Regions from separate parts of the Homo sapiens genome. Here all the other regions are linked to region 3. The links are chromatin contacts, found by Hi-C or POLR2A ChIA-PET in ENCODE. All regions are on one chromosome and are shown on one strand. Each heading gives the region's core, a stretch centred on a gene start or an enhancer-like site at or near the end of the contact. The rest is flanking DNA. Distances are from core to core; before and after follow the strand shown.

Region 1 (4,185 bases), core at 248-2,747, 37 kb after region 3:
ATCACCAATTAAGAAACTTTGGTCTATTTATAGATCGTTTGTGGCTTTGGTCTATGTGAAAGGAAGATAGCACTGACAGAAAATCCTGATACCTCAGTCGATTGGAAAGTCATTTTCAAAATGTACAAACAGCCTCTTAGAATGAAGGATGGGGTAAATCTGGGAGGTCTGGGACCAACTAACTAGGTTACCTGGTTAAGATACTTAGTTCTTAGAAGGTACTCATGTTAGTACAATGAGACTGCTGGTTTGGGTGATCTCTTCTTTCCTTTCTACTGCCTATTTCATTAAGAAATTTCCCTGTTGACCGAACAGGTGATTGCATGAGGTGGTCAGGCTAGCTCTCAGCACGGCACATGATTCGATTTTTTAACCAGTCATTTTACATTTTAGAGTTATGCTGAGAACACAAAGAGTTCCTTTTATGCTGGTTGCTATGCTTGGACAAGTTCATTAGTGACATCAGATAGCAGTTTCTATTTAGAGAAACTATCTCTGAACATATGAAATTGACAGCTCTTCCAAACCCAGAAGCTCACTACATTTTCTGATGCGGACATGTTTTTGGCTGTAGAGAAGACTGAGAGACAAAGCGCCTGTCTTCTTGCATCCCGGTGTCTCCCGAAGCAGCAAGGTGTTTAGCATTCAGGGCAGTTTGGATTGGATTACTGTGGTCATTTACATAGATACTGTATTTATGCTCTTTGATGTCCCCTTTCCCAGCCTGCTCCCTAAATTTCCCTTTGAGGTCACTGGCCCAAATGACCCAGTGATTGCCAGAGAGGCAGGCATTTCATTGCACAATTAAGATGCTGACAACTGCCTCAGGGCAGGAAATAGGGAACAATGAAACTAGGTTAGGAAATAAAAATACAACAAAAGAAGAAAAACAGTCTTAAATATTATACTGAAAAGAAATACTATGTGAAATAACAGAAAACACCATCAACAGCCAGAGATCATGAATGGGAAAGAAAAAGGAAGATGGTATGTTTTAAAGTTGAAGGAAACACGGACACTTTGATCCTGGGATCTGAAAGAATGCAAAGCTGGCCTGCTGGAGTTTACTCCTCAGTAGGTAAGCCTCTGAAGTACTTTCATCTGATCAGAAACCAGGGTCAGCAGTAAAAGGAGTTTCAATAATACAACCTTATTTGTGCTAAGGAGATTTTAGTTTTTATCTTACATACCCTGGAATTATCTACATTGCACATTGATTTAATTGCAGGTAAATTCCATAATGTCTCCCCTCCAGATGAAGTAAATACCACTCTGGAATATCGGTCACCTGGTGATATGAAAAAAAAAAGGAAAGAAAAAGGTTTATAAATTATTCATTTATTTCATAAGACTCAGGATTTGGAAATAATTCAAACTGGGAAACCACATGGATGATTCATTAGCAGCAGGAAATTCTTTCCTTTGATAAATTCCAGGAGAAAATGTTAAAAGAAAAAAAAAAGCAATGCCATAATATTGTCTTAGCGCAAAGCCTTTGTCTACTCACTACATCTTAAAATTGTATGAATTATATAGCAAATCTATTTTTGGTCAGACTATAGGAAGAAAAATCCACAGGAATTTACAACAGGAAACGAATTGAATATATCCCTCTTAATTTCACAACACATCACCCTAATACAAAAAGATGCACTAGGGAATACCAAGAATGGATTATAGGGATGTTCTCCCTGGCAGCTAACTAGAGAGGAGAGATGGTGGGTGATCTATTTAAAATCGCTAAAAACAGCCAACTAAGTACAGAATGCTGGCCACATTCTGGTCGAGTACATGGTCTCTCTGGTACACTAGAGGCTAGAAAAAATATTTTGAAAATCAGATTAACAAAAAAATATGTTTCTGAATAAGGGAGGTTGTATGATATACCAGAAAGAGCATGCATGGTCTTTAAAGTCAGATTAGGATATAACCAGGTCCTGTCATTTACTAGCTACGTGACCTTAGGCAACTAACAACTTCTCTGAGCCTTGGTTCTTCATTTGTAAAATGCAGACAGCAATATCTATCTCAAATAGCTGTGAGAATTAAATGAGATAATAATAGATGCCCAACAATATTGTTTCTGTATCCTCAGAACAGAAACAATATGAACCACGTATTAAAGAATATGAACCACATAAAACAAAGAAGATTAATTTTATGATAGTTAAAATGTCTAATTGTGCTAACAAATAAGCTGGTAAATTTATGAATAAAGCTTTATTATAAAAGTTTTTATTTATGATCATGAAGTTTTGGCTATTATCTCATGTTGACTGATTTTGGAGAGCAAAATCAGCCTGGTAGAAACTGAAGCATTTCATTTACATAGAGCTGGTAATGGCTTTAGTCAAGGCAGAATCTACTTATGAGACAGCATTTACTGTTGACTATTGAAATGTAATGTTTTTCCTGGTTAAGATCATAACTAACAGATGTTGGTTAAGCAATAATATATACTAATACTTTGATTGAGAGAAATAAACCAGCCAGAACATGCAAGTAACCAGAGTTCAATTTCCTAATGTTTTTTAAGAGAAGAGACAGAAAAGGAAACATGTATTGCTTCCTGGGATCAGTATAAGGTTCTGCCTCATCTCCTACTATCTATTACTATACAGAGTAAGTGATCAAAATAAAGACCCTGAGACTTGGTAAACTCCAGAAACATCAAAGATCCAATCAGGTCATCTAGTGTTCTAATAAGACAGGAAAAAATACATTTAAGAGGGATTTTCAACACCAACAGCAAAAGCTGAAATCAAAAGAGCTTTAATGTTAATATTCACTTAATTAAAAATTATACTATCCACAATTCCTCAATCCTAATCACTATGGCTAATCAATGGCTTACATACTTATATTCATGTCCTCTAGGCTGTGCCTTCCTTCTTCTCTGGCAGCTGCAGAGTAATCAGGCTGACTCCATGTTACAGCAAATTTTGGGTAGTGAATTTGTTGCCAACATTTAGAGAATTAATGGCTCCACATTCAAATCTGGATTCTTGGCCAGGTGCGGTGGCTCATGCCTGTAATCCCAGCACTTTGGGAAGTCAAGGCGGTATGGTCACCTAAGTTCGGGAGTTCGAGAGCAGCCTAACCAACACGGATGGAGAAACCCCGTCTCTACTAAAAATACAAAATTAGCCAGGCATGGTGGTGCATGCCTGTAATCCCAGCTACTCGGGAAGGCTGAAGCAGGAGAATCGCTTGAACCTGGGAGATGGAGGTTGTGGTAAGACAAGATTGCGCCATTGTACTCCAGCCTGGGCAACAAGAGCGAAACTCTGTCTCAAAAAAAAAAAAAATTCTGGGTTTTTGACCTCTGGCAAGTTCTTGCAACATTTGGGCCCTCATTTCTAGAACCCCATCTTTTGTCGCGGCTAAGTAGCAGCCGATTTCTTTCGACAGGGCAGATGTTCCTTAGTGTTCCACAATCACCATCACTTCTCCTGTCACACCTAGCTAGCTTTATTCACTTGGATTATATGCCAGGCCCCTGAGGCATTCAAACTTTGAACCTCTAGACTTTATTTTTTTCACCTCTCTACCTCTACTGCCTAGTGATGAGGTAACACACAGAAGGCTCTTAATATAGTATTGCTTTTTGAATGAATCAGAACTTTAAGCCATTTTCTGATTCACTTTAGAATGAATTGGAACTTTAAATAATTTTTTAATAATTCAACAGATTATTTCAAGGTTCAATGCAAAAATATGTACCTGTACTTGATCTAGAAATAAATAGTACAAGGAATTTTTAAAAAGACTTGAAATGTTGGGCAAGGTCAAGAATTTCATTAGATTTATATCTTCCTTAAAATAAGAAAACTCAATCATTACTTTTTCATTAATTTTAATAATATAATAAACTCAGACTAGTAGTTGACTAAACTAGAGAAGTAAAAGAAAAAGTTAATTAGCCAAAATTTCTTTAGGTTCAACAGCAACAGTGAAGCTGTGTGACTAGCCACACACGGCTATCAGTCTAGACTGTGATCATGTTCAATTTTAAATGCGAGCAAACTGCTGAGTGGTTTGTTCATCTACAATGTCACTCACTTGGAACGTCGCAGAAAAAGCTGTCCTTGTGGAAGTTCCAGTCAACTTCTCTTTTCTCTCTTTCATAATGATCATCTGACCATCTATCATCCCGATGGCTGAAATGGAACGACAATTTGATCT
Region 2 (4,094 bases), core at 473-2,972, 49 kb before region 3:
CAAAAGCAAAGGCGCGAAAGCAGGATATTCAGGGAGGCCAGCAGCCTGGCTCTGGGGAGGAGTTTGTGATGAGGAGCATAAGGTAACAAGGTGGCCAGGCCAGGTCAAGTACAAACAGGGCTAGATGCTGAATTTACGTGTGACATGCATTGCAATATTCATTTCTTCTTTGTTCCACAGAGACTGCAGGCAGCAGGGTAGCCTTTCCAGGTGCTATAAAGAGTCATTTCTCTGGGACCCAGACTTCAGTCTGAGTATCTTCGCAGCAGATGTGTCCTGTGGGTGGTACCACTTGGTGTCACACCCTCCATCCCATGCCTGCAGCTCCTTCTACAGCACTCAGCTCTGTGCACATCTTGGCATTATCTGGGTCTGCCTCTCTCTGTTTTCCCTGTGGCCTGGTGTCCCTCTGCGGGTGCCCAGTCACACACCTGCACGGGGGGAGGGCCACACACCGTGGACAGCAGTGGAAAGAGCACTGGGCTTAAAGTCAAGGGACTGGGCTGAAGGAGTTCGGGAAGTGCCACCCAAACACGGTATGCCAGCTACCTTGAACCGAAGGCACTGGGCAGCACAGGATGCAGGCGGAGGCTTGCTCTGAGCTGCCTTTGTCTGCCTAAAGACGGACCCTCCAAAGGGACCTCAATTATCATGAATCCCCCTCCCCAGGAAATTCATGAGCCAGGGGAGACTCGCATCACAGCAGAGGGGACTGAAGGTTGATGCCATGCCCAGGCCAACTTTGTCATAGGCTACCCATATTCTCCCAAGGGCCCATTCATCTTTCCCCAAATCATTCATTCTCCCCATGGCACCTCCATCCCCTCTCCTGCCTCCGCGGTGAGTCAGGCGCATAAGCTTCTAGGTCTCTCATTGGTTTGGAGATATTCACTTTTCTTTCCCATGATGCATCCATGTGCATAATAAATGTGGTCACCCTTCCTCCTGCTAATCCGCCTGCTGTCAGTTTATTCCATAGACTCCATTATGGAGCACTCAGAGGGTAAGGTTTCCCCTCTTCCACGGAGCCTTGCTGAGCCTCAGTTTCCCTATGAGGCAGGCATACTTCACCATCTCCTTTCAGGCTGGATATTCATTCTAAGGCCACACATGAATATGAGAATATTCAGGCCTTTTAGGTAGAATATTCTAAGAATCTTAAACGATGGTACCTCTTAGTGGAAGCAGTATTCTGACAAACCAATGGGGCAGGGAGGGTGGGAAATGGTGTTTTATGGTCACTCTGGGACCCCAGGCAAGGTAATCCTAATGGAAGCTCAGGCTTTTGGGGCGGGCTTTTTTTTTTCCTGTCTACGAATGGAAACATGAAGCAGATTTCGCAGTATCTCCCAGGGAACTGGACAGTCTACTTTGGGGCCGGCGCAGAAGAGATGACCCCTGACCACCTCCCGGTGTGCTGGCTGCGGCTGGACCCGAGGGCGCGTCCTCCCGAGCCTCTGCGGCTACTCTTCTCGCCGCCCCCAGGTGGTGCTGCAGGACCACAGCCTCGAGGCTCCTCCGCCCCAGGTGCCCGCCCGGCAGCCCCAGACCTGCCTGGATTTACTCCCTTCAGCGGGAGGAGACACCAAGAGGCCGACGCGTAAATTCCAGGCCTGGCCTTCTTCCAGCGCTCCAAAACCTTCTGGAGCCTTCTCAATCAATAGACTCAAAGGCTTTTAGCGTGTCCCTGCCACTTGACGTCAGAGGTGACACGGGTCTGTGAGCCTGGCTGCTGGAATTCACACTCAGCCAACACCCAGCTCGGGGCTGTTCCCCTTGAGCCTGTCCCAGTGCCCGGAGGGGCCTCTTTCCCTCATTCCTCCCCTTCTAGAAACCCTAGACACAGCGCCAACACCACACCCGGAGGCGCCGGCCTCAGGGGAGAAACCACAGTATACACACACCACACATACTATGTGTACACACACTACACAGTGGACACCCACCACACGCACAATACACATGCACGACACCCTGCACACACGTGCCACAGGTCAGCCTGGAAGCACGATCACAGAATGGGAGTCCTGTGGTGAAATCCTCGCTGATCTAGAAACAGCTGCACGGCCGCCCTTCCCGGGGAGAGTCCCAGGTCCTCAGAAGAGCCCCAAGTTGCAGCCCGGCCCATGCCTACCTGCAGCCCTGCAGCAGCAACACACCTGGAGGCAGAGAGAACTTTGGAATATGCTAGAAAGCCAGTAAGCGCACATCTCCTCAGAGCTTTGCTACTTTTGTCAAGAGTTCCATGCTACTTTATGAGGTAATGGAAAGACAAGGTTAAAGCTGATTGAGCTCAAGCTACATCTTTTACATGTTAAGGGCCCTCATTGGACCCTGACCCTGGCTACTCATGAGGGAGACTTTTCCTCCCTCTCCTGTGGGCCTGTGTGAGCCAGGCATGGAGCTTTGCCTGGGCACTGGTCCTTCCCCCCCAGGGCTGTGAGGGCAGGATCCATGGCCCTGGCAGAGTGAGGCTGGGGCCGGCATTGGAGCCTGAGGGGCAGGAGACCCCAGAGAGTTCCTCCGGAGCAGCACAGGGTGGGCATTGGGGTCAGAGCCTGTGGCCTTCAAACCTGGTTGCTCACACTACTGCTTCTCAGTACAGCCAAGGTGGTGCACGAATCCAAGAGAAAAGGTGAACGGAGAAGCCCGGTCCTGTGGGCCAACCCCAGGGAATGCGCTTCTTGGAGAACTGGGAGGCCTGAGCCCTGTCCTGTGGCTGGGGACAGTCCAATCTGTGATGCAGTAGATGCTGGGGGCCTCACGGAGGGCTCTGAGCTGAGGGTCCTTTCCACCCCCAGCCCAACCTCAGGGCCAAGAAAAGAAGGTGCTCAGTGACCCCGCACGAGCTCTTTCCCGGGTGCGCGAATTTCATGCAGTTATATTAAAATAGAAATACTCAAAGCCGCTTGGACCCAACTGACTAGCTGGGCATTAACATGGTGCCTAGGTAGGTAGGGCCTTCCTGGATTCCAGCTGTTGGACCCTTTTCTCAACAATGCTTACTTACACAAGCAACTAGGGATTGGCCCCCAAAATGAGGATTGCTGGGACTTGCAAATGATAATTGTCACCAAATAGGGTCTGGATAATTAGAATGAAGGATGATTAAAAGCGTGAGGAATCTTGGAAGTTTAAAGAGTCCAGCCTCTCCACGAGTGTAGGAATTCATTCTCATTCTCCCGGCAGGGATGATCCGGCCTCTGTGTGAACACTTCTAGGGACAGGGCACCCCCTTTTGGAAATCAGACCACTCCAGTATTAAAGAGTTTATTATTCACTCCTGCGTGGGCGTAAAATCTGCCTTCTGAGACTTTGGCCTGCGGGTCTGAATTCCACCTCTGAACCTCCAGAGAGGAGCCTTCCCCTCCCACTCAGCAGGTCACCCATGTCTCTGTCACTGACCACTGTCCACAAAGGGGCTGTTTAAGAGGGCAAGGGTGAGTTGGCAGCTACTTGGATCAAGGCGACCTGCCACACTCATTCTGGGGAAGTCACCAGAGTACATGGCCGAGGCTGGAAGGCAGATGTTTGAGTCTGTCAGAGTCTGTGCATTGACAGGATCCAAAAGCCTGGGGCAGCAGATGAGAGGTTCACAGCTGCTATGTACCCCTCCCCACGTGGAAAGGCAGACACAGGGGGACCCGTGGCCCTCACGTAGAATGCGTGGTCTCCAATGGTGGCCTTGGACCCCTCTTCCCCTGTGATCAGCCCCAGCAAGAAGCGAGGCTGTCCCCCTTCCCCCTGTGTCGAGCCATAGAAGGAGCAGCAGTCCTGGGCCCAGCCTTTAGCAGTCCTGGCAGTTTCCTCTTTCTCTTGGGAAAAGCCAGCGACCACACTGTAAAGCAGCGCTGATGAGTCTCCTGAACAGTGAGCACACATGTAGGGTAGAAGCTTCAACTCTCCTCTACCTGACCATCTTCAGTCATCATCCATGCCCCAGTTGTACCACGGCTGGTGCCAGCACAGCCCTGCAACCCTCCTGCTTCTGCTCAGGACTCCACTGCCTGCTGCTCCTAAGCCCCTCTGCTGGCTGCACTGCCCAAGCCGGAACCTGGCTGGGGGCCTCCCTCCTCCCTCTGGCCTCTTCTCCC
Region 3 (3,640 bases), core at 838-3,337:
CACTTGTAACTTCCTCAATTACTCCTGCAGATAACATCAGTATTGTACAACCTAAGACTGGCCTTTTGAGATGTCTTTTCAAGCTTTTGCCGATACCTGGACCAGCCCCTCCTCTGTGGCTTCCGCCCAGAAGTGGCTCAGTGCTCACAAGAGCAGTTTTCCACACCCCTGATTCCATCCCCAATGAGTCAGCCTTCCCCTTCCCTCGCCCTGTGCCTGCCAAACTATCCTTCAAAAACCCTAGCCTCTGAATTTTTGGGGAGGCTGATTTGAGTAATAATAAAATTCATCTCATGTTTGGCTAGCTCTGTGTGTATTAAATGCTTTTTCTGTTGCAATTCCCTGTCTTGATAAATCTGATCTAGGCAGTGGGCAAGATGAACCCATTGGACAGTTACAATCATAGCTCACTGAAGCCTCAAACTCTTGGCCTCAAGTAATCCTCCCACCTCAGTCTCCCAAGTAGCTAGAACTACAAGCACAAACCACTACACCTGGCTAAGTTTTTTGTTTTTTGTAGAAATAGAGCCTTGCTATATTGCCAGGCTGGTCTCAAACTCCTGGCTTCAAGCAATCTTCCCACCTCAGTCTCCCAAATTTGTGGGGTTATAGGTGTGAGTCACTATGCCTGGCCTTAAGTATTTTAATTCTCTCTCATGACCAATATAATGCAAATGCTTTAGATATTTCATTTGTTCTCATTGATAGGTACTTCAAACAGCCCATCAAAATGCCCAAACTCAGAAATACTGTCTTATAATCAGATAAACTAATTGCACTTGAATAGTTAATTCCTGCTGATAGCACAACCTAAGTCAGTGTTTTAAAATACTCTGTTTATAAGGCCTATGACATGCCCCCTTAAAAGTGTGACAGGAAAGGGGTCCTGATCCAGACCCTAAGAGAGGGTTCTCGATCTCGCACAAGAAAGAGTTCAGGGCAAGTCCATAAAGTGAAAGCAAGTTTATTAAGAAAGTAGAGGAATAAAAGAATGGCTGCTCCATAGACAGAGCAGCACCAAGGGTTGCTGGGTGCCCATTTTTATGGTTATTTATTGATTATATGCTAAACAAGGGGTGGGTTATTCATATCTTCCCTTTTTAGACCATAGAGGGTAACTTCATGACGTTGCCATGGCATCTGTAAACTGTCATGGCGCTGGTGGGAGTGTAGCAGTGAGGATGACCAGAGCTCACTCTCGTTGTCATCTTGCTTTTGGTAGGATTTAGCCGGCTTCTTTAATGCAACCTGTTTTATCAGCAAGGTCTTTGTGACCTGTATCTTGTGCTGACCTCCTATCTCATCCTGTGACTTAGAATGCCTTAACTGTCTGGGAATGCAGCCCAGTAGGTCTCAGCCTCATTTTACTCAGCCCCTATTCAAGATGGAGTTGCTCTGGTTCAAACACCTCTGACAAAAGCAATAATGCAGTGAGACTTATAATGTCCCTTGTCAGGACACGCTGGCCTTTCTAACGGATTTTATAGAACCCCTGGATCTGGGCACTGTGGCAGACCAGAAGTTGAGGCCTAAGCACAAGGCTAAGTGTCTCATCCAATCCTCTCAGCAAGCCTGTGAGGTGGGCACTATTATTATCCCCACTTTACAGATGAAGAAACTGAGGCCCAGAGAGGTTAAGGAACTGAGGCAAAGTCACACAGCTTGTAAGTGGACGGGCTGGGTATGAGTCAGGCTGTCTGTCCACAGAATCTGCACTAGAATCCACAGCCCAGGAGGATTAAGTAGGGGAGAGCCTGAGCAATGCCTGGACCAGGAGGCCTGGAGGGATGCTGATCTTGACTTTCACTTTCCACAATAGGGTAAGAGCATTTGCTTCCTGGAAGGAAGGGTCAGGATGTGAGGTTTAAGAATACAAGGACTTTGCCCCCATTCCTAGGGAGGAAGAAAGATGCAAGGAAGTTACAGGAAAAGAGGTGATCAGACTCTGTTGGCCACTTGGATTTTTTTAGCAACTGCTACAGGGTGGGGCTTATTCATTCCCCAGGGCCATCAGTGGATTTGACGTCTTCCTAAACGTGTGCCTCAGAGCATGAGCGAGGCTGCCTGAGGATCCAAGAGAGGACTGCTGCCAGTGACTCACTCCCAATAACTCGAGGCCCGCACCTCCACCCAGAACTGATGAGGGAAACAAACCAACCCACGTGAACACCATCGTCGGCACCAGGAATGGAAGTCAATGCCAGGGAGGACTTGGGCCAGAGGAGGCTGTCCAAGCTGAGGATACATCCACACCCTTCTCTGCTGCTTTTTAACCAATAAGATTGAACATCTTTGGTGTGGAAAGGACACTTTTTGTCCAACTTTGCCCAGAGGCAGAGAAGTGAGCCCTAGGGCTTCCAGCCCAGGACTCTGCCTAGGCCGGGATCCCATTGCTCCACTCACTCCAGGCCAGCCAGGTCTCAAGGCATTTCCCATGGGGAGTTTCACCCCAGTGCCCATTTCCCATTCACCACAGCCTAGAAGGAGCGGTCATCGATCTACCCCAAGCAGCCTGCAGCTTCCCAGCTCCCAAATCTACCACCTCCCTTTTTGCTTCAAGGCAGAGGTGTCATCGATCTACCCCAAGCAGCCTGCAGCTTCCCAGCTCCCAAATCTACCACCTCCCTTTTTGCTTCAAGGCAGAGTCTCCCCTGACCTCCCCTCTGACCACCGTCAACCCACAGAGGCCACTGCATTGCTTTAGGGGCTTTACCATATCTGTGAATTGTGCAGTAACATCTGTCAGTTGCTTCTGTTCTCTAGTTGTTTCTGTTATGCTCGTTGAATATGCATGAGAAGTAAAGGGTTGAAGTGTTCTGCTCTCTGTGCCTCCTCTAAAAGCTTAATCAATGGTGGTGTTTACATGTAAGAGTGAGAGAGGGCACGTGTGAGCCAATGAGGTTGGGTGCCATTTCCTCATCTAGACCAATGCTTCTTTCCTTGCCTGCAGGTTAGAATCACCCCGGAACTTTCAAAAACCCTGATGCCTGGACACATCCCGACCAATTACATCAAAATCCACGCGGAGGGACCCAGGCACGAGTATGTTTCAAGCTCCCCAGCCAAAGCTGAAAAGCAGCACACAGGCTCTGCTTCTGAAACCACCTTTGCAAAAAGCATATCAGTGAGAAAAATTGTAACAGTGAGTTGAGCTAACCCACTCCCCATCTTGCCTTTCCCTTAATTATTCCTGGGCTTTTGGGCTGAGCTAACATTGGAAGCCATTTAGGTTATAGTTTAAATGATAATAGCCCTTCCCCCAGATTCAACCAGCTTTGTAAAGGTAATGAAAGGCCATCAGTCTGGGGGGCAGAAAGCAGCCTGATCCTGCTAAGATGCAGACGTAAATTGCCAGCCATTCCTGCAGATAACACCACTATTGTAGATTAGCCTTTGAGATATCTTTTCCAGTGTTTTGCATGTCTGACACTGATGATTGCACCTGAACCTGCCAGACTGCTTCTGTGGCCCCACACAGGAGTGATTCCGCTTAGGAGGACAGCTTCTACCTGCTGTGGTTTCATCTCTGCCTCAACCAATCAGGAGCAAGTCTAGCCACCCCCACCCCTTCCCCACACTGCCTTTAAAAAACCCCTGACCTACAAGTTTTGGATGAGATTGATTTGAGTACTAACCCAAT

Evidence for each region. A loop is a pair of places that touch in the nucleus more often than their neighbours do. ChIA-PET counts read pairs that join two places held with the same protein, here RNA polymerase II (POLR2A). Pooled maps may share reads with other maps.
Region 1: a loop to region 3 is called in a map of DLD1, with 4 times the contacts of the local background. The contact joins two enhancer-like sites. A Hi-C loop is called at or near these places in 1 of 168 maps with a recorded cell type or tissue (DLD1). POLR2A ChIA-PET finds 5 or more read pairs at or near these places in 3 of 52 experiments (H1, K562 and naive thymus-derived CD4-positive, alpha-beta T cell).
Region 2: a map of heart right ventricle shows a loop between it and region 3 (3-fold over the local background). The contact joins two enhancer-like sites. A Hi-C loop is called at or near these places in 9 of 168 maps with a recorded cell type or tissue (Caco-2, HepG2, PC-9 and 5 more) and 7 of 50 pooled maps. POLR2A ChIA-PET finds 5 or more read pairs at or near these places in 2 of 52 experiments (H1 and WTC11).

The regions. Positions count from the first base shown.
Region 1 is chr1:222,991,988-222,996,172 of GRCh38, reverse strand. DISP1 (dispatched RND transporter family member 1) reads right to left here. Exons shown (of 9, transcript NM_001377229.1): 7 at 4,063-4,160; 8 at 1,191-1,288. Among named protein-coding and RNA genes, the nearest start is that of TLR5, 150 kb to the left of the region's middle. Within about 2 kb of position 1,497, at least 5 of the 41 ENCODE cell types and tissues checked have a DNase peak (open chromatin) inside an H3K27ac peak, as active enhancers do.
Region 2 is chr1:223,078,984-223,083,077 of GRCh38, reverse strand. No RefSeq gene overlaps it. Among named protein-coding and RNA genes, the nearest start is that of TLR5, 62 kb to the left of the region's middle. RefSeq lists an enhancer at 3,952-4,094. Within about 2 kb of position 1,722, at least 25 of the 41 ENCODE cell types and tissues checked have a DNase peak (open chromatin) inside an H3K27ac peak, as active enhancers do; they include heart right ventricle, where a contact is called at or near this core.
Region 3 is chr1:223,030,363-223,034,002 of GRCh38, reverse strand. No RefSeq gene overlaps it. Among named protein-coding and RNA genes, the nearest start is that of TLR5, 110 kb to the left of the region's middle. RefSeq lists enhancers at 2,523-3,280, 3,281-3,640. Within about 2 kb of position 2,087, at least 7 of the 41 ENCODE cell types and tissues checked have a DNase peak (open chromatin) inside an H3K27ac peak, as active enhancers do; they include heart right ventricle, where a contact is called at or near this core.